5 separate regions of the Homo sapiens genome follow, and all the other regions are linked to region 3. The links are chromatin contacts, found by Hi-C or POLR2A ChIA-PET in ENCODE. All regions are on one chromosome and are shown on one strand. The core of a region is the stretch at or near the end of the contact, and the rest is flanking DNA. Distances in the headings are between cores, read along the strand shown.

What was found. A loop is a pair of places that touch in the nucleus more often than their neighbours do. ChIA-PET counts read pairs that join two places held with the same protein, here RNA polymerase II (POLR2A). Pooled maps may share reads with other maps.
Region 1: a loop to region 3 is called in a map of CD4-positive, alpha-beta T cell, with 7 times the contacts of the local background. The contact joins the promoter of SIPA1L1 here to the promoter of COX16 in region 3. A Hi-C loop is called at or near these places in 2 of 168 maps with a recorded cell type or tissue (CD4-positive, alpha-beta T cell and CD8-positive, alpha-beta T cell) and 6 of 50 pooled maps.
Region 2: a loop to region 3 is called in a pooled map, with 4 times the contacts of the local background. The contact joins the enhancer-like site here to the promoter of COX16 in region 3. A Hi-C loop is called at or near these places in 7 of 50 pooled maps. POLR2A ChIA-PET finds 5 or more read pairs at or near these places in 2 of 52 experiments (GM12878 and OCI-LY7).
Region 4: POLR2A ChIA-PET joins it to region 3 with 11 read pairs in T-cell. The contact joins the enhancer-like site here to the promoter of COX16 in region 3. POLR2A ChIA-PET finds 5 or more read pairs at or near these places in 3 of 52 experiments (T-cell, activated CD4-positive, alpha-beta T cell and activated naive CD4-positive, alpha-beta T cell).
Region 5: a map of PC-3 shows a loop between it and region 3 (9-fold over the local background). The contact joins the promoter of PCNX1 here to the promoter of COX16 in region 3. A Hi-C loop is called at or near these places in 1 of 168 maps with a recorded cell type or tissue (PC-3) and 12 of 50 pooled maps. POLR2A ChIA-PET finds 5 or more read pairs at or near these places in 1 of 52 experiments (T-cell).

Annotation. Positions count from the first base shown.
Region 1 is chr14:71,317,096-71,322,016 of GRCh38, reverse strand. It overlaps SIPA1L1 (signal induced proliferation associated 1 like 1), which reads right to left and starts at 1,541. Exons shown (of 24, transcript NM_001386936.1): 1 at 1,514-1,541; 2 at 836-895. SIPA1L1-AS1 (SIPA1L1 antisense RNA 1) reads left to right here and starts at 169. Exons shown (of 4, transcript NR_184180.1): 1 at 169-343. RefSeq lists a silencer at 623-1,642 and an enhancer at 1,903-2,062.
Region 2 is chr14:70,970,975-70,975,733 of GRCh38, reverse strand. All of the region lies in intron 5 of PCNX1 (pecanex 1), which reads right to left. Among named protein-coding and RNA genes, the nearest start is that of PCNX1, 66 kb to the right of the region's middle. Within about 2 kb of position 3,178, at least 3 of the 41 ENCODE cell types and tissues checked have a DNase peak (open chromatin) inside an H3K27ac peak, as active enhancers do.
Region 3 is chr14:70,358,156-70,363,062 of GRCh38, reverse strand. COX16 (cytochrome c oxidase assembly factor COX16) reads left to right here and starts at 3,380. Exons shown (of 4, transcript NM_016468.7): 1 at 3,380-3,544. The coding sequence starts at 3,476. The region is part of intron 3 of SYNJ2BP-COX16 (SYNJ2BP-COX16 readthrough); the gene reads left to right. It also overlaps the pseudogene RNU2-51P. RefSeq lists enhancers at 2,801-2,890, 3,351-3,660.
Region 4 is chr14:71,115,172-71,120,236 of GRCh38, reverse strand. It overlaps PCNX1 (pecanex 1), which reads right to left. Exons shown (of 36, transcript NM_014982.3): 36 at 4,855-5,065. Among named protein-coding and RNA genes, the nearest start is that of SIPA1L1, 200 kb to the left of the region's middle. RefSeq lists a silencer at 3,211-3,505. Within about 2 kb of position 3,541, at least 3 of the 41 ENCODE cell types and tissues checked have a DNase peak (open chromatin) inside an H3K27ac peak, as active enhancers do.
Region 5 is chr14:70,904,804-70,909,489 of GRCh38, reverse strand. It overlaps PCNX1 (pecanex 1), which reads right to left and starts at 2,031. Exons shown (of 36, transcript NM_014982.3): 1 at 1,487-2,031. The coding sequence starts at 1,639. RefSeq lists silencers at 879-1,218, 1,379-1,718, 1,939-2,128.

The DNA.
Region 1 (4,921 bases), core at 292-2,791, 960 kb before region 3:
GTCAGGAAAAATAAAATCTATAAGGTAATCGTAGTCTAGGAGCCATCAATCCCCAAATGCTTCTCTTAGAAAACGAATGCCAACAATTTAGCTAAACATCTTCCTTGGAAGTGAGCCATTTCCCATGTCTCTCTGTTCTCCAAACCGCGATGAAATTTCAACCTGCCCAACACGATTACTGGTCCACCTAGAAATGCCGTGGAGCGATTTAAGAGCCTCGGAAATTTCCTTTAAGGTCAGGAGAGAAGCTGGTAACAGATGGGGCGAAGGAGGAAAAGTTCTTTTTGCGGCACCCTCACGCCTTCCCAGCCCTTTCGCGGTTTACTCGCTCCCCGGAAAGCAGGTTAGAGCATCCCAAAATTTCATGTCCCCAAGACCCCCAAAGGGGAAATTAACCACCCTCGGGCACCGAGCTGTTCGTCTCCATTTCCCACAACTCAACCAACTCGGCCTGCCTACTCCAGCTCAGGCTGCAAAGCGCTCACCCAGGTGACTGGAGGGGAAGGGTCGCCAGGTGGCGACCAGCTCAGCGGGGTGGACGCAACCGCCCGGACCGGGACGCGGGTCTCCTGGCCTCCCGCAGAGACGCCTGCCCAGTAGTTGTGCAGATTCGGGTTCTGGGGTGCGTGCGCGCGCGCCGGGCGCGGTGAAGCCGGACTCGCCCCCGCCGGGCTAAGCTACCAGCAAGCCACCAAATCGAAAATCAAACTTTAACCGGCCTCCTGGGGTCCTGCTCCGGGCCCTGGACCCCAACCCCGGCCAGAAACAGGGCAGGGGGCTGTCAGCCGTCCTGCACCCCCGCTCCCCCCAGGACCCGGGCGCGGGGACCACTTACCGCTCGGCCCGGCCTCCCGGTGCCGCCGCGCGTCCCGGGCGCGTCCGCCGCGCGCTCTCCCTGGGGAGAAAGAGAAACCGTGTAGACGGCCGGCGCGCGCTCACTCGCCGCCTCCTCTGCGGAGAGCGGCGAGGCCGGCCCGAGGCGGGCGCCGAGCGCGGAGCGGAGGGGGGCCCGAGGGAGGCGGGGGTGGAATCAGCCCAATTCCCGAGGCTGGCTCCGAGGGGGACCCGGAATACAGGCTGGCGGGGGGCCGGCGGGGGCCGAGCTCCCGGAGGAGGGGAAGGCGGAGGTGGCCCCGTCCTTGGGCATCAACTATTGTCTAGGCGCCCGGGCCCCCGCTCGCGCCGTCCCCGAGGCTCAGCGCCCCCATCCCGCCCGCCAGCAGAAAGAACTGAGGGGGCGGCCAGTACGGGAAGCAAGTGCGGGGGTCCGGGCTCCGAAGGTCCAAGGTGGGCGCGAGGTTGCCGGGGGGGGGATGAGGAGGTGCGTACCGCATGGGGGAGGGGACAGGTAAGTGCGGACGGGGGCGGGAAGGCCCCAACGACCGGTGGGGGAGGAAATGGGGAGGGAGCCACAGAGGCGGGAGGGAATGGAGTGGCTGCGGGGGCGGCCTCTGGGGCCCAGACCTGGCCCTCCCCGGGGACCCTCCAGCCGGGGACTCGGCGCTGCACTGACTTTTCGCTCACTCGCTCACGCACGCACTGAACTCGCTCACAAAGTTGCCGGCAGTGGCGGCGCCTCACTCGCCCTTCCCCTCCCCGCCCCGCCTCCCGCCCCATTCCTTCCCCTCCTTCACTCCTCCCTCTCCCCCAAGTCTCGGGTGAGATCACCACGGAGCGGCTTAGCGCGGCGCACAAGTCTCGCGAGAGAAGCGGCGGCTGGGCCCTGCAGGCGGAGGAAGTGGAAAAAGTCGCGGGAGGGTAGGGGACCGCGGAACTTCTGGTTGCTATGACGACGGCAAAGCCCTGGATTCCTGTCTCCTGCGGAGAGCAGAGGCTGCAAACGTGGGTGCAGTTTTCAACCTGCCCGGCGCACTGGCGGTGGGGAAAGCTAGGGGTGGTTGCGGAAGGATAATTTTTAAGCCGATTCAAGAGGGCATCTCGAGAGGACCACAGTCATGATATCTGGCCAAATTTGGCAAATGAGACTAATGTATTAAGAGGTTCTGGGACAGGTTTCTGCCTTTCTAGGCAGCACATATCTGCACCCCAAATTTCTACTATATATTCAGTTTTTCGGCCTTCTCTTTCAATCTAATTCCTCCATCCCCACACTCCCCATGCTGCCTCCCTCCTCCTCTTCTCAACTCGCAAACACACGCAGACTGGGCTCCTTCAGGAACTGGCTCATTCATCTCTGTATTCTCAGCGCCTCTATAGGCTTGGTCCATACTACATATTGGCCACTTTTTTGACAAGTTGAACGCAACAGTCCATGCCTGTCCTCAGTACTTGCCTTTGGCCCTAACCTAGAGAGTTCAGTCAAGTTTGGACTCTATCAAGCTACCCTCCCATTTCTGTTAACACCTTGTCTTTTTCAATGGTAATAATCTCTGCTTTCTCCATATTTTTCTCGTAAAAACCCTATTCACCATGGTGAGGGGAACTTTTTTTTTAATCATTAGGCATCCGCAGACGCCTTTATACGTACTCCAAAATGCTAGTAAGGATGAAGATGAACTCTCCTCAGCCCGTGTCTTTTAACTGTAGAAACTTTTCTGAGGTGAGGGTTATTATATACTCACTGCCTAAGTAAAATGGATATTATGAATAGAAGTTAAACTTTAGATTTCAAAATGAATGAGTAAAAATAGATACCATTGTATGTGGATTATATCTCAATTTTTAAAATTCCTATCCATGAACATGGGGAAACCATTATTTAACTCAGTCCCACAGAACTAGAAACCTAAAGCATAACCTAAGCATATGAGGACTAGGCAGTCAAAACTTGTAAGTCACTTGCAAGTTTAAATCCTGTCAATGAAAGTTTGTGTATTAGAAACCTAAGTGATACTAGACAAAGTCAGCAAACTAGGGTTTACGTTTTTCTGTGCCACTAATAATTGAGTCTCCTTGAGAAGTTATTTAATCTCTCTGATTCTTCATCTGTGGGGGGTACCCCACATGTTAGGTTATTACAGCTTTAAAATTCTATAGCTGGCCGGCATGGTGGCTCACATGCATAATCCCAGCACTTTGGGAGGCCCAGGTGGGAAGACTGCTTGAAGCCAGGAGTTTGAGACTATCCTGGGCAACATAGAGAGACCCTGTATCTACAAAAATAAAAAATATTAGCTAGGTATACTGACATGCACCTGTAGTCCCAGCTATTCAGGAGGCCGAGGCTTGAGAATCACTTGAGCCCAGGAGTTAAAGGCTGCAGTGACCTCTGATCACACCACTGCACTCCAGCCTGAGCAACACAGTGAGATCCTGCATCTAAATATATATACACATATGTATGTGTGAGTATATATATATATATATATATATATATAATTTAATATAAGAGCTCTTAGACCTATAAAATTTTCCAATAAATAACAAATCTTCCTTTTACAGCAAATGATAAAAAAAGTTTCATCTTATAGTAGGTCAGTTTCACAAAGAGTAGCTATATGTTGACAATTTTCTTTAAATGTTGACAATTTTATTTTAAAATTTATCTTGTCCCAACTACAAAAACAACAAAAATATTGACCATGTTACAGTAATTTCAAAGGTAATCTATAGTTCATGATTTGCTTTTACACTAACTCAAAGCAGATTCCTTGTTATTTAATAAATACTCTAATTAAAACCAAAGACCCAAACTAAATACATCCATACTCCCAAAATAACTATAAGGAAAGAGGGAGGGAGGGAGGAAGGAAAGGAAGGAAGGAAGGAAGGAAGGAAGGAAGGAAGGAAGGAAGGAAGGAGCGAAGACTAGATCTGTGGAAGGAAGGAAGGGAGGGAGGGAGGAGGGGAAGGACGGAGGGCCTCAGATTCATTTACTGGTGTGTTTAATATCACATTTTCACAAAGAAACACAATGGAACATCACCATCAGTCCTGTGAATCTGTTTTAAGGAACCATTTTTCATAACATTGCAAAATATTATAAATCAGTTGTTGCTCATTTGTTCTGGCTTAGCTTTTAACATAATTTTGCCCTTAAAAGATGGCTGCCAATCTACATCCACCAACGCAGTACAATTTCAGGACCATCTGTTTTATGACTCCCAGATAGCCATTTGAAATAATTGACCCAAATGCTAGCCAAATCTATTAACATTCTTCAGTGCTTCATATAAGGCTCAAGAGATGGGTGTTGGCCTCAAATTACAAAAATAACCTCCCTAATCTTCAGACATAGTAAAATAGTAGAAATTGTCCCAGGGATCTAAAACTGCTTTTTCAAGGCCCTGGGCTACTATTTATCCCTCACTGATGGCAGAACTTTCATCCGTGTTTCTAAAGGAGATAAAAAGTGAAAGCTACCAAAGCCTAGTTTCCAACTGCACATTCTCTAGGTCAGTCACTCCTGCTGTATCTTCCTGACCTTCCTAGGTTTCAAAATAGCAGATGTCAGGCAGCAGAAGAGGGAAATGCGGAATGGAGAGTTTGCCAAGAGCACAGACTAGATCTCAGTCCACTTCCTGTCCACTGTCTTGGCTCCTCTACCCATCTCTGCTCAACCCCTTGCCTTTGCCCTCCAACACAAAGGATATGTAACCTTTCTAGTGATAAGAACATCTAGTCATTTGCTATGTTGTTCCCTCCCTATTTGCTTCTTATTTCGTTAAAACCCAGGTGAATTCATTTCCCTCTGGTTATTTACCTCTACTCAACAAAACACCCTAATGTATAGTGTATACCAAATATAGAATGAATTTTGACACAGAGGCCTACCATACAAATTTTATGTATTTTTTAATATTATAAACACTGACTCACATTTGCATGTTTTACATTTAAAATCTGATTTAACTGGCCTATTCAGAACTCCAGTAGCTGTACATCTGCAGGGCATTATTCTAAGTGATATTTAGAAAGATTACTCTAAATCATTACAAAGGTCCAAAGTGCCCTCAAAATT
Region 2 (4,759 bases), core at 1,929-4,428, 610 kb before region 3:
GCTTGACAACCAAACTGCAAAATAGCTGATTTTTAAATATATGTTTTGACAGACAAGGACATCTGAACCTGCTGTTAGTTCAATAAAAAGAAAAATTATTGTCTTGTCATAGCTGGATAGACAAAGTAAAATAACAGATTCTATAGTAAATCTGAGTCTTCCCAGTAGAATCTCAATGACCAAAGCAGACATTTCCCCCTAAGATTAAAAGAAAGGAATGAGTTATTAAAAATGTTTATGTAATCTTTAAAAATCTAAATGTAGATTTAGCTATGATTAATTAATTAAAAATTCACGGATAGCCTCTGGAGTGTACCATAAAAATTATAGTGTATAAATGTCCAATTACACTTTATTTTACATTTTAAAGTTTTCAAGATAAGTAAAACCCGTTCTTTATTATTTTCCCAACACAGCTGCTACTGTAGTTGCGTTCTTATATCTTCTAAATATCAAAATTTAAAAGCTAGCATTGTACGTTTTGTAATATTAAATTATAATGTTATTTCTAAAAACTCTTTATCTCTAATAAGCAATTATCGGTTGGTGTGATATTCACATTTCAAGGATATGAATTTTACAGAAAACTTATCGACTCTGAGCAAGTAGTTGAAAATCACTAAATCTAAGATAACAAAAGGTTTTTTTAATGCTAATGATCAAAACCAACTTCCTTCTGATAAATTAATAAAACAGAAATGTAAGTATTTCATTTTAAAAGACACAGCCAAACTTACTTTAATACATGCACTTTTTTCGATACTGCTAAACAAATATACCACAAAAGGTTTAATTTTGTCAGAAAGAATTTCGGTGGTTTCAGGAAATTTTCAGGTAAATATATTTTTTCTTACTGTTACCCATATGAAAAAGATTATATCAAAGTTAAGAGGCTCAAATCAACACAAAAAGATACATTTTTCATCGAATCAAACTTTTTTTAAAATAATTGTTATTAGTGGCGTTTAGAATAAGAAAGACATACTGCTCATGGTGGTACCAACTGGTGTAACCTTCTTAAAGCAATCTGGCAATATGGCCAAGAAACTTGAAAAGGTATTCTTATCTTGAAGGTAAGAAATTGTTGCTAAAGGATAGAGTCAAATATGCGTACAAGGTTTTTAGCACAAAGTTGTTCATGTCACCTTATTATAAAAGTTCTTAAAGCACAAAAAGTATAACAATGTCCTATAAATAACGATTGAATATGTGGTCCACTAATAATTTCATACAGGCACTAAAAACATTTTCAAAGATTATGTAATAACATGAGAAAATAATTAAGTGAAAAAGGTGGCACTGGCTGGGTGCAGTGGCTCACGCCTGTAATCCCAGCACTTTGGGAGGCCGAGGCAGGTGGATCACGAGGTCAGGAGTTCGAGATCAGCCTGGCCAACATGGTGAAACCCCATCTCTACTAAAAATACACCACTGCACACTCCATCCTGGGCAACAGAGCGAGACTCCCTCTCAAAAAAAAAAAAAAAAACAACAAAAAAAACCACAATTCCAGTTCTGTAAGTTTAAATGAATGCTAATGGTATATGGGCGTATATTTTTATAAATGCGAAAAGTGATATACCACAGTTAGCCATAAAAAGAAATAACATCCTGATACATGCCAGAATAAGGTAAATGAAAGAAGCCAGACACATTAAAAAAAAAAAAACCACATATAATTGTGTTTATATGAAATGTCCAGAATAGGCAAATTCAAAGAAACAGTAAACTAGAGGTTGTCAGGGGCTGCTTGAAGGGGAAATGGGGAGTGTAATGGGTGCAGGTTTCTTACTGGAGTAATGAAAATGTTCTGGATTTAGATAGTGGTGATGGATGCATAATATTCTAAAAACCACTGAATTATATCAAAGCAAAAAAATATGAAAAAATGATATGCAAAAAAAAGTTTATCAGTGGCAGAGGTCTAAATTTTTTCTTCATACTTAACTATATTTTCTAAAGTTAACATATATGTTACTTTTATAAACAAAAATCATACCTTCTTTCTCTCTCTGATCATCCCTATCAATTGATTATGGATAATAATCAATTATACAAACATGTTGTTATATCTCTTACAACATCTTACAAAATCGAAATCCCTCATCTTTACTTCTCCTGCTTGCTATCACCTTTACAAAAATTCACTGAAAGAGTTGTCTGTATTCACTGTCTGATTCTTCTCCTCCAATTCTCTTTGTATTCCAATTCAACTCCCCTAAGACCGTGCTTATCAAGGTCACCAACACCCCCTAAATTGTTCAATCCAATGGTCAAGTCTCAGTCTGCATGTCACCTGACCTATCGGCAGCACTTGACAAAGCTGGTCAATCCATTCTCCTTGAACACAGGTGGATAACAGTCTTGGTTTTCCTTTGATCTCACTAGTTGTTCCTACTCAGTCTCCTGGACTTCTTAAACTAAAGAGGCTCAGGGTTCACATCTTAAAACTTTTCACTTTTTCTTTTTTTTTTTTTTTTTGAGACAGAGTGTTGCTCTGTCACTCAGGCTGGAGTGTAGTGCTGCAATCATGGCTCACTGCAGTCTTGATCTCCTAGGCTCAAGCAATCCTCCTGCCTCAGCCTCTTGGGTAGCTGAGCTACAGGTACACTGCACCACACCCAGGTAATTTTTTGTATTTTTTCTTAAAGGCAGGGCTTCACCATGTTGCCCAGGCTGGTATTGAACTCCTGGCCTCCAGCCATACTCCCACCTTGGCCTCTCGAAGTGCTGGGATTATAGGGGTAAGTCACCGCACCCAGCTAGAACTTTTCACTTTTCTACCTATACTCCCTCTTTGTAAATCTTATCCAGTTTTCTATCCCCATGACAAACTGAAATTCAGAAATACCTGTAACTAGTTCCTCTACCTTCTACCCAGCCCTCATATTCCCATGGGGACGGTCTGAAGTTCTGATCTTGGATAGGGAAGGTATGAGCGAGAGGTAGGGAAACTGTAGATTATCTTAGAAGTGAAAAAGTTAAAGATATACCCCAATATCCTGTTTTCCCCCAGTCATCCTGAATCATGTGACAAAATGAGTGCCAACTAATCAACTAACTGTTAACCAACTAAAGGCTTGGATCCTTGGTTTGGATCCTGTAAATCCAAACCAGAGGAGTAAGAGTACCAAACGATATTTAAGCCAGCATGAACATTTGCCACTAGGTGGCGCCAAACCATAGCCAAGAAAAGGGATTTGGATCAAGAAGTAAAGGCCACATAAACCCCAAGCAGCTAACAAGTATGCTTGCCCTGATACTTCATCAACTTAATAATACCCAACCCCTTAACTGACATGACTGATTTTTGTTGTTGTTTTTATTTATCCACTGACAACTCCTGAATCTAAAACCCCCAACCTAGACCTCTTACCTGAAATCTGGACCTCTCTTATCTACTCATTGCTGCTTACAGGTCTAACAGCACCTGATAGGCCCTGAACTGAACCCCCTAACTTACCCCCCTTGCTCTCCCCACCCTGAATCTGCTCCTCCTCAGTCTTTCCCCTTTCAGTTGGCGGGCCCCCATCCTCCCTGATGCGTAACTCAAAAGCCTTCATCTATGACCACTACTTCTCTCACATAGTATATCCAAATCCATAACCTATCTTCTTAGTATCTTCTACACACACAGTCAGACTACTTCTCACTACTCTGATCTGTGTTCTGGATTGCTGCAATAATCTGCTGAGTGAGGTCCCTGCTTCAACTTTTGCCCCTTTTAATATATTCCTCAAAATAGGAGCCGGAGTGATTCCACTGAAATGAAATACAACCCTTTAGCAGTTCCTTATCTCACTCAGAATTAAAATTAGCACCTTTAAAATGGCTTGCAAAACTCCATACTGTTTGGCCCTTCACTTACTCTGAGCCAGCCACAATATTTCTCAAACCTGACAGGCATGCTCTTGCTTTAGGGCTTTGCCCTTGCTGTTCCCTCTGCGTGGAGGGGGCCCCTCCCCTCAGATATCCTGAGAGCTCACTCCTCCTTCTTCAGGTCTTTGCTCTCAGAGAAGCCCGCCCTCAACTACTCTATTTAAAATTAAAATTTCCCTAGTCCCCACCAATCCCTATCTTCTGTCTCTACTTACTACAGTATATGTTGATTGCTACCAGTATGATTCCATATTAATAGTAGAGAAGCCACATGAGGGTGGAACTTTTTGTCTTTTTGTTCACTGATTTATTTCCAGTACTTAAAACAGTGCCAAGAGTACTCGACAATATTTGTTAAATGTTAAACATATGGAAAAATGTTGCATGATAAAAGCAAGTTTTAAAACTATAGGCCGGGCGCGGTGGCTCACGCCTGTAATCCCAGCACTTTGGGAGGCCGAGGCGGGTGGATCATGAGGTCAGGAGATCGAGACCATCCTGGCTAACAAGGTGAAACCCCGTCTCTACTAAAAATACAAAAAATTAGCCGGGCGCGGTGGCGGGCGCCTGTAGTCCCAGCTACTCGGGAGGCTGAGGCAGGAGAATGGCGTGAACCCGGGAAGCGGAGCTTGCAGTGAGTCGAGATTGCGCCACTGCAGTCCGCAGTCCGGCCTGGGCGACAGAGCGAGACTCCGTCTCAAAAAAAAAAAAAAAAAAAAAAAAAAAAAAAAAAAAAAAACTATATAAAGTAGTATAGCATAGATTTTAAAAAGCATAATTCAAAACTAGATTTGAATTATAGGACTGTCACTTTGTAGCTGTGGGACTTTGAGCAAGTTTCTTATAATTTCTCTCTAAGCAATAACATGCTTATCTGTAA
Region 3 (4,907 bases), core at 2,131-4,630:
ACTTCCATAAAAGCCACAGGAGGAGAGAATTTCAAGGAGATAGTCAGTATTGTCCAATTCTACAGGAAATTTAGTTCTGTTTGGGATATTTGTACCCCTTCCAAAGTGAGACCTTGTGTTTGCCTCTTAACTTTTCTGAGCCTTAGTCTGTTAACCTATAAGATGAGTCTGGCATCATGTTCTGCCCCTATCATAAGGTTTTTGAGTGAATCAAATTAGATGGTAAGCCAAGCATGGTAGCACACACCTGTAGTCCCAGCTACTTAGGAGGCCAAGGCAGGAGGATTGTTTGAGCCCAGGAGTTCAAGACCAGCCTGAACAATATAGCAGAACCTGTCTCAAAAAAAAAAAACAATTAGTAGATTCAATGGCATTATCAAAGTAAACAAAGATTCATGAAGTAACTAATCTTTCGATTACCATAGCCATGAATTCTGGCCATAATTCTGCTCTGTTGCCCAGGCTGGAGTGCAGTGGCACCATCTCGGCTCATTGCAGCCTCCACCTCCCGAGTTCAAGTGATTCTCCTGCCTCAGCCTCCCGAGTAGCTGGGATTACAGTCATGCGCCTTCATGCCCGGCTAATTTTTGTAGTTTTAGTAGAGACAGGGTTTCACCATGTTGGCCAGGCTGGTCTCAAACTCCTGACCTCAGGTGATCTGCCCGCCTCGGCCTCCCAAAGTGCTGGGATTACAGGTATGAGCCACTGTGGCTGGCCAGTTCTGGCCATAATTCTAAAACCTAACTTCAGGACTAAAGCTCTCAAGAAGACTGGTGTTTTTGTTTTTGTTTTATAACAACGCTCCCATGTACTTGCATGAGTTAAATGCTGGTAGAGCAGATACTAGAGGATAATATAACCTGCCTGGATATCAAGTACATACCAGTCCTCAGGGACTGGCATAGATGGTGGAGATGCCCCATTTCCTGAATATACATTTTTTGTAACTTCTTACAGTTAAGATAGCTGAGTCAGCATTTTAACTGTTTATTAACAATGGAAACACATGGAATTTGAGTCATATTTCTGGGAAGGCAACAGATTCCATACTGGTAAGAAATTTTGTGTTCCCTTTTTGTGAGAATCGTAAACTGATGACAAATATCACTCATTCCGATTTAACAGATGGAAAAACTGAAGTATACAGTAGTGATGCTTAAGAAGGGCGCTATGCATAGCTGGTAAAATTTACCACCTATGTAGTATGATTTGATAGGTGCTTACATTCCTCAGTGTCACAGATTTTGTCCCCTGACAATCTGCCGGCATACCTGTAATTCCTACTGTTCACAGTTACTCCTTCAGGGCCATTTCAAGGTTCTCAATAAATGCTTATTTGAGTGATTGAACAAACAAGATACTAAAGACATAGAGTGCCTTAAATTGGATAGATGCCTTATCTGAAAAGTGTAAGATTATCGACTCTAGCATTATTTTGAATATATGTATACGATTTAACCCATTATTAGCTACTACTTAGGTGCCGGGTTTTGATGGAGTAGTATCCAGTAGGCTGATGTTTTATGTAGTGAAGATGTAGGAAAACGCTAGAGTTTTAGAGCAGCGCCTTTGGCTTCTAGGATCTTAGGGAAAGTAGGAGATGTGATACGCTTAACTAACCTGGATGCCACGTGAGATTTATTTATTTATTTTTGAAACAGGGTCTAGCTGTGTCACCCAGGCTGCAGTGCAGTGGCATGATCACGGCTCACTGTAGCCTGGACCTCCTGGGCTCAAGTGATCTTCCCACCTCAGCTTCCCAAGTAGCTGAGACCCCACCATGCCTGGCTAATTTATTATTATTATTATTATTTGTAAAGATGGGGTCTTGCTTTGTTGCTCAGGCTGGTCTCGAACTCCTGGGCTCAAATGATCCTCCTGCCTCAGCCTCCCAAACTGCAGGTATTACAGGCATGAGCCACCATGCCTGGTCTGCATGAATTTTGAAATATCAAAAGGAAGTAAATAAGATGGGAGAGATGCACCGTTCCTGGGTTTCTGGAGGTATTGAAATACAGGTTGATGTGTAGAGTGGTGGAGCAAACTCCTATTCCATCTCCTTGCTTCAAAAACCCATTTAACATATTTTCCTTGGATAGAGAATGTGTCAAATATTAAACTGTTAAGAACAGATACTACACTTGATCTTAGCCAAAAGGATAAGTTTCACTGGAGTAGCCTGCAGTAGATCTGGAGCTTCTCTTCTGGAGACCACTTAAGAGGCTACTTTAATAGGTGAAAAGATGATAAGGAATTAAAAAAAGGAACATTTCAGTGGTAACAGAGAGGCAGGGACAGATGGAAATATTTCAGGAATAGCATGGAAGATAATATTCCGCATCACCTGCACTCTGATTCACTCTGGTAAATGGGACACGTGGGGGATCGGCTTCCTAAGCTATCCCAGTACTTCACACATGTTTGTTTCTGTGCCCATGAAATCGCCAGTGTCTTTAAGGTAAGGATCATATATTTTTATCTGTGTTCCTAGAACCCTTTCAAAGACACGCTGAAAGGTGGCCTGTATGGTTGCTGAATCATTGGTAAATAGACATTCATAAATGACTAAAGATTACAGGTTATCTCACAGTAAAATCATTAGCATTAAAAGTTCAGTAATGACTGATGAGACACTACACTGATTACATTTCAACCTAATCTTTCAAAAGCGATTTATTTTTAAAAGTCTCCATTAAACTGGCAAATTCCTCATCCCACAAATAGCCATAAAGACTGGAGTACCAGCTTCAAAATACTTTTTTTTCTTTTTTCTTTTTGAGACGAAGTCTCGCTCTTGTTCCCCAGGCTGGAGTGCGATGGCGCGATCTCTGCTCATTGCAACCTCCGCCTCCCGGGTTCAAGCGATTCTCCTGCCTCGGCCCCCCAGTAGCTGGGATTACAGGCGCCTGCCACCACGCCCGGCTAATTTTTGTATTTTTTTTTTTTAATAGAGACGGGGTTTTACCATGTTGACCAGGCTGATCTAGAACTCCTGACCTCAGGTGATCTACCGGCCTCGGCCTCCCAAAGTGCTGGGATTACAGGCCACCCACCCAGGCCACCGCGCCCGGCCTCAAAATACTTTTTTCCTTAGCTGATTTTATCGAGTGGCTATGTGCCTAAGGGAGTGTTCTAAGCAGACGTTAGTTAGGACCCAGAACGTGGGAAGTACTGGTTTCCAGATCAATTTGGTGGTGATCGTAAACCGATTCAAATCTCTAAATCCCAATTGCACGCCGACGTTACGGAACCAAAAACGCTGACGCCCACATTTCTGGGCGGACGCACAAGTATGTTACGATGGCTCGATTGCTTTTGCCTAGCGGAAACCATTCACTAAGGACCGAGCACCAAATAACCAAGGAAAAGGAAGTGAGTTAAGGACGTACTCGTCTTGGTGAGAGCGTGAGCTGCTGAGATTTGGGAGTCTGCGCTAGGCCCGCTTGGAGTTCTGAGCCGATGGAAGAGTTCACTCATGTTTGCACCCGCGGTGATGCGTGCTTTTCGCAAGAACAAGACTCTCGGCTATGGAGTCCCCATGTTGGTGAGTGGAGTGAGGAGGATCTTCCGCAAGGGGTGGGACCCTCCTCCTTGGCAGGATCAAGACCTGGGAGGGAATCTGTAAAATGTGAAGTTAAGGGCTGGCACTCGGGCTAGGAAGGAGCTAGCGACGGGGTGAGAGCTTTCCTAAAAGCTCTTCCACCAGTCTTTTCCACACCCCCACTTCCCCGCCGCTGTCCCCCACTCCCGGTTGGATTTCAGGTGTACTAGGATCTGTCTGCTTGTGAGCGTGGCGTCTTTCCCATCGTCGAACGCGGTCATTGTTACTACCCTTGATTCACAGTTAAGTAAATTGAAGCTCAGAGAATTCAGTCAGAACCACACTTTAAGCCAAGTTTGGATGATTACTAAGCTTGCTTCCTCGCCCCCAACTTAGCTATGTTTTGACGATACTGTGGATCATTGGGACTAGATGTATTCCATTTAACTGCACGAATTCCTGGTATCTTTCTGTTTCATCTTTCTAGTTTGTGAATTAGCTTAATACTTAGAGTTGTGATGAACTAATAACACCTTGTGAATAAAGTGTTGAGTACGGTGCCTGCCACATTGTAGCCAGAATGATTGCTGTGTTATAATTTCTAAAGCACGTTGAAAACAGCTTCCGTGTTTATATGGTTTCATCCATATCCACACTGAGTTCCCTAAGGATGTCATGAAATGCAGGCTGAGGCTGGCTTAAGACAACCAGAGTTGAAATCCAGATGACTCTTATTTGCTTTTTGATTACGGGCCAGTTATTTTGCTTCAGCAAGCCTTGATGTGTTAGTAAATGAAATAATTAAAGCATATGAACAAAAGCTGCTTTTAAATACAGACTATATTTTTATTTTGTATGAATGTTGGCGCAGATGAAATTACCAGCTTTTCCATTTAAGCAGACTAAAGGAAAGAAGTGATCTTAGAAAGGTAATGGATATTTTACACAGTTTTGAAAAATCCACATTCATCAAATGTGGATTTTAGGAATCTCCAAAAGATTCACCCATTTGAAGTATCTGGGCCAAGCACGATGGCTCACACCTGTAATCCCAGTGTTAGGGGAAGCCAAGACAGGAGGATCGCTTTAGGTCAGGAGTTCCAAACCAGCAAGACCTCTGTCTCTCCAAAAAAAAAAAAAAAAAAAAAAATTGTTGTTTTTAGCAAATTCGATATTAGTATACTAATATATTCGTATATTAGTATATTCTTAGTTATGGAGCCATCACCACAATTTTAGAACATTTTCATTGCCCCCAAAAAAGCATCATAACTAATAGTAGTCACTTCCCATTTCTTCCTGCCTCTTAATGCTGGCCTGGTAAACCACTAATCTACTTCTACCCGTAAATTTGCTTATTCTGCAC
Region 4 (5,065 bases), core at 2,292-4,791, 760 kb before region 3:
CATTACCTGTAGGTTGCCTTTGTGACCCGAATTTCAAGGGGGTGACTTAATATAGGTAGAGAAATAGTGATGTTAATGAGGAACTTGTTGGAACTTACAGAACTGAATAGTTTTCTGGTTTCCAGAAAGAAAAATATTTGATCCCAATGAAGCTATTTTTGGCTTCCTATTTTCTGGCCCCAAATCTTCCAAGAAAAAGTCTAAGGTCACACAAAATGAATCATATGCCTGTGGCCTGGGTGGTTTTCAGTAGTTAAACCATTTAACTTTTCCAAACACTCATTCCACCAAGCTCAGGAAAAATACAAAGTTCACTCACTTCTTACCTGAAGCCTATTTCAGTCCTTGGGTTACCTGTGGAGATTTTATTTCATTTAGAATGAATGGAAAGGTTAAGCTAGGGCTGGAAAAGCACCCTGCATTGGCTAAATCCTGTCTCTGCTATTGTTGCAGCTATAACTCCACAGGGGGTCATGTCTGAAATGGAGGAGAGTTAATAAGACCTTAGGCCAGGCCGGGCACGGTGGCTCACGCCTGTAATCCCAGCACTTTGGGAGGCCAAGGCAGGCAGATCACAAGGTCAGGAGATCGAGACCATCCTGGCTAACATGGTGAAACCCCTCTCTACTAAAAATACAAAAAAATTTGCCAAGCGTAGTGGCACATGCCTGTAATCCCAGCTACTCAGGAGGCTGAGGCAGGAGAATTGCTTGAGCCTGGGGGGCAGAGGTTGCAGTGAGCCGAGATTGTGCACTGCACTTCAGCCTGGGCAACAAAGCAAGACTCCATCTCAAAAAAAAAAAAAAAAGACCTTAGGCCAGGAAAATCACTGCCTAGAAAAGTGAACAGGAAAAAACTCACTGTGCTGTAACAAAAAACACTGATCTTGAAATCATGAGTAATGTGACTCTGTCATCTAACCAGAGCCTGCAAGAGTACAAAATGTTGGTCAGATCCTGCGTATGTGTCACTGGTCTAGACATCTCTGCTTTACCTGAGGTGTCTGGCCTACCTCTATGATACATTTTGGACTGGGTGGGACACAGATTTCAGATAGCTGCCATGCCCACACCCACTTTGGAGGCCACTGATCTTGTTTTCCCTCAGCTCCCATTATTCAAGTGGATTGGTTTGTACCACAAAACCCTGTGCACTCCTCTCACTACTCTAACCCTCCAATAGTGGCTGGGTACAATCAGTAGGCTAGCTAGCAACTAAGGCATGGCTGAATCTGAAATGAAAGAATATAGCCAGTAAAGTCAAGGCAAAGGCAAGTCAAAGTTTAAGTAATTAGATGTTGTAATAGATGGGTGAGGATGCCAACTGACATTAAGAAAAGACTTGACAAGAGGTTAGCTTGTTTCAGATCAACCCTTCAATCAAAAATAATGAGGAAAGCTGTACAAAGCATAAAAATATACTTGAAGGTGTTGGAGTGCTACCGCAGTAACTACGACTTTAGGGGCCAAGACCCCAGAGAGAAGGAAGCCCAGAGAGGGAAGACTGGTATTTGGTGTTGTAACAGGACTGCCAGGTTTGTATGCCCGCTGGGCGACAACAGATCAATACTACACTGACAACGGGAACTGCAGCAACATTGGAATTTAATAATCCAAGGCTGCTGGATGAGAAAATGGAGGGGAATTCTCAAGCCATGAATCTGTTCCCTCGAGGGGTTCTGGGCGTGTCTTTAAGGGGATGGTGGAGGACAACAGGCTGGAAAATTGGGGTTGTTGATTGGTCCTGGTAAAGAGATGAAATCATAGGATATGGAAACTATTCTTCCATGAGTCAGCTTCTTACGGGGCCCTTCAGCCAGCCGGTGTCAGTAGTTTCGTTGATATGCAAAACCTAAAGGAGAAACTCTTAGATTTTAGCTATAGAACAAAGTCTTGTGACAAGGCCTACATTTTCCTGGGGTAGTAAGCAGCGGCCAGCTACAGGGAAGTAGGCCAAAGGGCAAGCTGGCTTAATGATTACTGCTCATTGTACTGCAAACCTAGTTGAATTTTATTTTCTCCCTTAATCAATTTTATAAAGTTTTCTTGGGGATGGTTTCAGTGCCACATCTGCCAATTTGAAAGCAGTGGCTGAGAAACTGAGCAGTGATTTTGGACTTTCACAAGGCTGGGGTGTTTGTAATTACAATTCAGGGCCCGCCAAAGATGAAACCCAGTCTTTAAGTTTGTATATCTAAAGGGCTACACCCTAGTAGTAAAAGAGAAACAGATCAGTTCTCAGAAGGCTGAAGATCATCTTCCAAACAGCTCATTCCCTTATTTCCTACCTTGTTTGCCAAAAGTAAAAGTAGATCATCTTGAGGAAGATTATAACATCTACAGCCTCAATTATGTACAGATTTTCATATACTGTGTCTGGCATTCAATCAGAATGTATTCTGAATGAATACCAGTGTCTGGTATTCAATCAGAAATACACAGACAAAAGACAAAACAGAGAAACAAGAGGGGGAAAAAAAAAACAACAGAAACAGAATCACAGGAGACCCAGATGTTGGAATTATCATATATGAGCTTTAACTGTAGTTAATATGTTTAATAAATTAAATAGTGAGCAAGAACATCAGCAGGTAACTGGAAATATATTAGAGGATCAAATGCAAATTCTGGAACTGAAAAATATACAAATTAAAATTAATAACTCAATAGATCAGTTTAGCAGAATATTAGATACAGATGATGAAAGAAAAATAACAACTGGAAGATATGTAGAATAAAATATTTAAACTAAATATGGAGAGACCAAAGATAGGAAATTCAGAAAAGAACATGAGATAAAGGACATGGTAAAATATGTGTATAATTGTGGTGTGAGAGGAGGAGAGAAAAATAATATGGCAGAAGGAATATTTGAAGAGATAATGGCCAAGATTCAGTGATAATAAAAAACACTTTGGCAAGATAAATACAAAGAAAACTACACACAGGCACTATATGGAAAGCTTTAAAAATCAAAGACAAAAATAATTGGAGGATTAAAAATACATTGCCCTTAAAAGAGCAACAAGACTAAAAAAATCATGAAAGGTAGAAGACAGTGGAATGATTCCTTTGAACTGCAGAAAGAAAATAACTGCCAAGCCAAATCTCTGTATCTCACAAAAATAAAGTCTCTGTATTTATTTCTGTATCTCACTGAAATAGTCTCTTTCCTCCAAATTCAAGATAGCCTTTGTTCACAGGAGTTGACTCGGGGTAATCAAAAGTTATATGCAGATTTTCAACTGTGCCGGGCGTTGGCACCCCTAATCCCTGCGTCGTTCAAGGGTCAACTGTATTACAAACACACAGAGGCACTACTGGGTATCTGGTTAAGTTCAGTGCTATCCTGGAATGTTGACTTTATATGATAAAGACAGGTCAAGAATATTTGCTTTAAGATGAGGCCACAGATGTGGAGTATTTTTATATGGGCCGGTTGCTTCTGTATCCGTAAATAGTGCTCTCATAAGAAAAAAGGAACCTCGGACTGAAAGATGACTTTCCCCTTTTGGCATGGTTCACTGGGCACTGAAACTGAATGGCATCTTTAAAAGTTTCACAGACAAGGTAGATTCATCTCCAGTTATTTGCTGTTAATGCTTGAGAAATTGCAAAGCAACCTTGGGATCCTCTTGCATTAAATTACATTTTCCCAAGGATGAAGCTTAATTATATTTAGTTGCCTTGGATAAGCACCTATGGAGGAAAAATTTTTTTTTTTTTTTTGGAGACAGCATCTCACTTTGTCACCCAGGCTGGAGTGCAGTGGTGCAATCTCAGCTCACCGCAACCTTCGCCTCCTGGCGGAGTAATCTTCCCACCTCAGCCTCCCAAGTAGCTGGGACTACAGGCACACACCACTGTGCTCGACTAATTTTCAAGTTTTTCTGTAGAAAAGGGGTCTCTATTGCTCAGGCTAAGAATAAATATTTTATATAAGTAAGTGCTTATATACCCAGGAAGCCACCATTCTGTCATGCCCTTACTTCACAAAGTGTTGCTTTCCACCCTTCCCCAGGGGAAAACACACCTAACATGGCAAGATTCATTGGCTACAGTTCAGCGAAACATTTTTGGATCCTTTAGGAGGAAAAATCTTACATAAACTGCACTTTAAGAATAAGGTTGTGCAGGATCTGGATTAAAAAAAAGAATAAGGAAGAAGTTTTATGGGACCTAAATTTCACGTCAACAGCCCTTTGAATCTCTGGCTCTACGAGGAATGCAACTAATCCAGGGAATGCCTTTCTTTGAAGATGTTTTATGCCACTGTGACCCCAGAGGAAAGATAGATAGCAAATTATTTGGACTCTGATGCAAAAGGCATATAATCTGTATCCTGCTGGTTCTGGTTCTTACTAATAAATAGTTAAAATGATGCATTAAAGGATTATAAGTGATTTAATCAAGAATATGTCTATTCTCATTGTAAATTAGCTTGCATTTTCTGTATTATATGTGAAATCACTGAGTTAGTACACACTGCAAATATACCAAACAAGTTTGTACCTGCCTTTGATGACCATAATCCAAATGTTCTTTCCATTTTCTGTATTGTAGTTTAGTCTGTGATTGAACATTTTTATCCTACATGTTCTATCTAATATTGTTAATATGTAACATCGAGATAAATTCAGAAGACAAACTACAACCCTTGCACTAAGAAAAGTGTGAAACAGACCATGTTTTAACATGAAGTATGATGTACGCTTTTGATCTATTGCAAGTTGAAGCACATGTTTACAGGCCAAAGCTTGTTTAAAATGATTTCAGAACCAAGTGTGAACATGCCATACAGAACTTAATATAGTGTACTCTAATTTTTCTCAGTTTGACAAAAAATGGACAGAAGGCAAAATGAAAAAAAATTTATTTCCTCAGTGTTTTATCCACTGTCAATACTGTATTTTTGATGCAATATATTTGCCAAAAGAACTCAGCTTTTATTTTCCATTTTAAACAACTACAATATTTACAAGCTGTTCAGAATAACACTCAGACACACACACACTCACAGACACACGTAAGTACATATGTCCTTATCTCTGGTTTATACTGAATGC
Region 5 (4,686 bases), core at 782-3,281, 550 kb before region 3:
TTGTGACAGCCTGAGGATTCTTAAACCCAAAGTAATTAACCCGTTCATTAATGATGTCATATTCCTGGAAGGTATAGTAGTGCAAATAGAACTCCCTAGGCCAAAATTAATTGAAAATTATAATACTTCACGATAAATTTTCAGAATGCAACAAGACTGAACAAGTCCCCCTAATAAAACAAGCCACAAGCCATCAGCATTTCTTAATGGCTTTTTTTTTTAACCTCAAACAATAAGTCCCTTCAAAACAATTTCAACGAAAAATGTGAATCTGCTTGAGAATGTGCACATCTTCCCTCAAGCAGACACTTTTCCTGCCAATTAGTGAAACTGAACTTCACTTAGGGAAGAATTGGGTGTCCTCACCTTTTGCACTTCTCATAGTGGTCCTCCGGGATTTTCTAACTCAGCACCCTGTCTCTAGCTCCACAAAGAACCTCAAAGTTAGCAGAAATACATTCAAAGGAATTCTCCTAAAATAAAAAGTTCAGATCCTTTCCTCCCCTCTGACTACTTTAAAATTTTATATGAAGCCTTAAGTAACATCTCTGTCCACACGAGTTTCCCTAACGCCCCACCCTAACCTGTGCTTTAGAAACTGCGCTTAACAACTTTCAATGTTGCTTTAAAAACACAGATGATTCAGAGAAGCTGATCGCACCGAATTCAGCAACAGGCAGTACTCTCTCTCCCTACTCCTATCCGCCAAAGGCCTTGAACCAAGCCAAACAAATCTGCTGAAATGCCAGCCAGATTCCCCGTTATCTCCCCGCTCCCTCCCCCCAGGGAGGCCAGGAAGCACCACGGCCACCGGCCACGGGGCCGAACAGAGAAGAACCGCTGCGAAGCACAACAACGGTTTTTTAGAGGCAGGAGGGTTCCGAGCCGGGTTTTCAGCCACCACCCAGGACCCCTGGAGGACGAGCCCGGACGACCCCCACACACACTCGGAGCAGAGCCGCACGGTCCCCCGCGCTCCCGGGGCTCCGCACGCGGATTAGCGGCGAGGCGGCGGGCGGCCTCTCCCGGGAGCCCCGGACGAGGGCCGCGGCGGGGGCGGGCAGTGCCGGATGCCGGGCGCCCGAGGAACCCAGCGTGCCAAGGATGGATGCGGCGTCCCCTAAAGCCGCAGAGCGCTCGGCGCCTGCCACACAGCCCCACGGGCGGGGGGCCCCGGCGGGGACGGCCTAGCCGAGTGGCCGCAGGAGGGAACCCCGAGAAGGGGCCTAGGACGCTGCCGCTTCCCAGTGAGCGGGCGGGGGCGGCCGGCGCGGGTTGCCGTGGGCTCGTTGCTCGTGTCACCTCCGAAACCAGGAAAGCCCCGAAGAGAGGAGTGGGAGCACGCAGTGGGGGCGGGGAGCCTCACACCGAGAGGGTGGCGGCCCCCGGGGGACGAGACCCCGTGGAAGAGGAAGAGGGCGCGACCCCAGCATCTCCCCACCGGCTCGCGGGGAAGGAGCCACCCGCTCCCCGCCCCCACACTCACCATGTAGAGGGTGAAGGGCAGGCCCAGCAGAAAGAGCCACAGGTAGAGGTGCAGCGCGTTCACGAAGGTGGCCTGGTGCGGGTCGTAGTACCAGCCCCCGCTGAGCGCGGCCCACACCCCCTGTCGGAGGATCTGCAGCGTCTGCGACCCCATCCCCACCCGGCGCCGCCGCCGTCGCCGCCGCCGCCGCCGCCGTCCCCGCCCCGGCCCCAGCTCGGCCTCGGTCGCCGGAGCCTGCAGCTGCCCCGTCTATCCACCTCCGGAGCTCCGGGTGAGCGAGCCGGCGCTTCGGCGGTCGCTGGTGCTGCTGCAGGAGGAGGAGGAGGCAGCAAACGAGGAGGAGGAGACCCGAGAGGAGGAGGCGGCGAGCGGCGGGGCGGAGGACGGCGGAGAGGAGGAGACCGGCCTTCTGAGAGCCGCCGCCATCTTGTCTCCTAACACCCGGAGCCGCGGCCCGGCCCCCGCCACCCGCGGCCCGCCAGCGCCCCCACTGCCGCCGCCGCGACCCCCGCCGGCCGCCAGCCCTGGGCCAGGCAGAGAAAGAGGCCCGGCGCCAGGGAGCGACCGAGAGGAAGCCGCGCCCCCTCCAGCTCCTCCTCTCCGCTCCCTCCGCCCCCTGGGCCGGCTACGGTGCGCGCCGCGCCTGGTCCGCCGCGGGCGCCTCCTGCCGACGTCCGGGAGAAGCGCGCGTCAACGCGGCCGGGGTTCAGGGCCCCGGGGGCTGCGGAGGTGGCTGAGACGCGGCTGGCTGGTCCGGAGGACCCCATTCTGCCCCTGGTAGGCCCCCTGGCAAGTTCGCCTACGAGTCTCTAAACGGGGTCTTTCTGACTCCGAAACTAACAGATCTTGACTCCAGAAAAGCGTCCTGCCTGTCATTTATGATATTTGTGAAAGACCTAGGAACAACTGAAGCTAACACCTGAGATACTGAAGGCCTGGAAGAGTTAGGTACGGCTGATGACACTGTTGAAAAGTCATAAACGCACCCAAGTTGAGCAAGAACTGTGTTGGCCCGTGTGTGAGAAAAAATAGCCACGTCCAGACTGGGAGAATTTACTACTTCCAAAGACAAGTTAATAGAAGCGGCACAGGACATGGAAGTATGGAGTGGACAGGTTACCATTTGTACGCGGTGATTGTATTTTTAAATGTGCTGTAACTAGCAGCCATTTTTATTAATGGGCCAATCTAAACAGGGTTGAAAAAGATTAACCGTGACGCCACCCCAAATTACAATAGGGTCTTGTAGATCTCTTTTTATAGCTGTAAAAACGGAATCATTCTTGGCTCTGTGTAATGTTTATAAGGCGTGTCTGATCTCACTGAATAAAATTTTATAGAAAAGTTTGAAATTTGAGTTTATTGAAGTTTGGCTTTTATGGCAATAAAAGTACTGTGTATTCCCAGATTACAGTTGCTATAATTAATGAGGGAAACAAGAGCCAAAGGAAACTGGTGATATTTTAAGAAGAGTAATGAAAAACCGTTACAATACCTCCCAGTGCCATACCACTTTATAGTTGCTCAGACACTATCACACCCATTCCATTCAGACCTCAGGACAACCCTTTGAGGGCAGCATAGCAGCTATTGTTATTTTATGGATGAGAAAACCTGTAAACTCAAGTAAGTGATTGGCCAAATGCTTATGGCCACTTATTGCTCATAAGCAATAAGTGGTTGAGAACTCTAAAACCAGCAGTCATGCTAACTGCATGCACTGAACTTTGGAAGTTCATTTCTCAAGGCTCTCCACCTTATTATCCATTTCAGGTAAAAGTTTGAATTGATTAAGAACAGTTCAGCACCTTCTGGTTATCTGTGACCAGCTTAAATACATGACCAGTTTTCGTCAAAGTGCAAATTCTTAGGGCATCATTCTATAGACACTCTGTGGGGTGGTACCCAGCAATCTGTTTTAACAAGTCCTCCGGAGGATTCTAATGTAGCTTACCACTGTAGAACACCACACCATCCCTAGCCTTGATTTGTTTATGTCCTTATAACCACAAAGCCACTGAGTTCCAGTAAGATACCTTGAAATTGAGAGCTGTGAGTAAACACTGGACAAAATATACTTTAAAATATATTTGTATATCTAAAAGCAAAATTATGATTAAATAATGCAATTTTACAATTAAAATAGTGGCCTTGAAGCTGGTGTCATAGATACCAGCTATTGTCAAGTTTTCATTTGTTTCCCCTAAAGGAGACAGGAAAGCTCTCTGGGAAGGTTTTGGAAGTAATCCCAACCTTTCCAACACAAAGAAAGATGTAAACAAGGATAAAATTCCAATACCACATCAGTTTCCACAACAGCAAAGATCCGCTATGGTTTAATATAAAAGGATTAACTGTAATGAGGGTGAGGTGGATGGGGAGAAATGGAAACTAGAACCAGATACATCCGTGGAATCGGAGGCCAACCCAGCTGGCGTGATAAACGTTCAGCCAGAATGCAGTATCTGGAGGATATGGAACCGGCAGCAGGCCAGGAAGGCAGCCGGCATCAGGCCTGTTAAACAGAGAATGTGGGTGTTGTAAGCCAATGGACAGCTGGAACACATAGCCTTGGAAAATCCAGGAGTGGGCAAAAATTGGGAAATCACGGCAAGCCTTGAGAAAGTGTGTTGCTTATAGCAAGGCCCCAGCTTCAGTGCTGGGGTTTTCTAGGTCTGCCCTTTCGTTTCTACAGGGAATTGATGAAAACAAATAGAACTCAGATCCTTGAGCTACTGAGATACTCACTGGAGGCCCAAGTTTGAGGACCCAGCAGGACAAAACAAATATTCAAAGGCTGGATCTGGGGGGACAGAGTGAGACTTACAAACAAAGCAGGAGCCTAATACCTAGAACTAGGACCAAACTTCACACTGAGCATGGTTGCCTTATGTTGAAGTCCCAGAGTGTTAATATAAAGCTCTAGTTGCCCTCCAAAATGACTGGGATTGATCCCAGAACCTGAGGTGTGAGTCACATGGCAATAGCCATTGGGTGAAAAGGGGTTAGCAGGATTGGCAGGCCCAGAGAGTAGAAACAGCAGTTAGAGACTACATCTTTCAGCTCTGGACTGGTAGGAGCATTTTAGAAAAATACTAATTAACTGACTTAGGGAGTAGCAATTGAGAGTATCCAGTGAAAAAGCTGACCTTTCCAAATGACTGACTCAGTCATTGGGACGGGGTGGATGGGGGGGAATG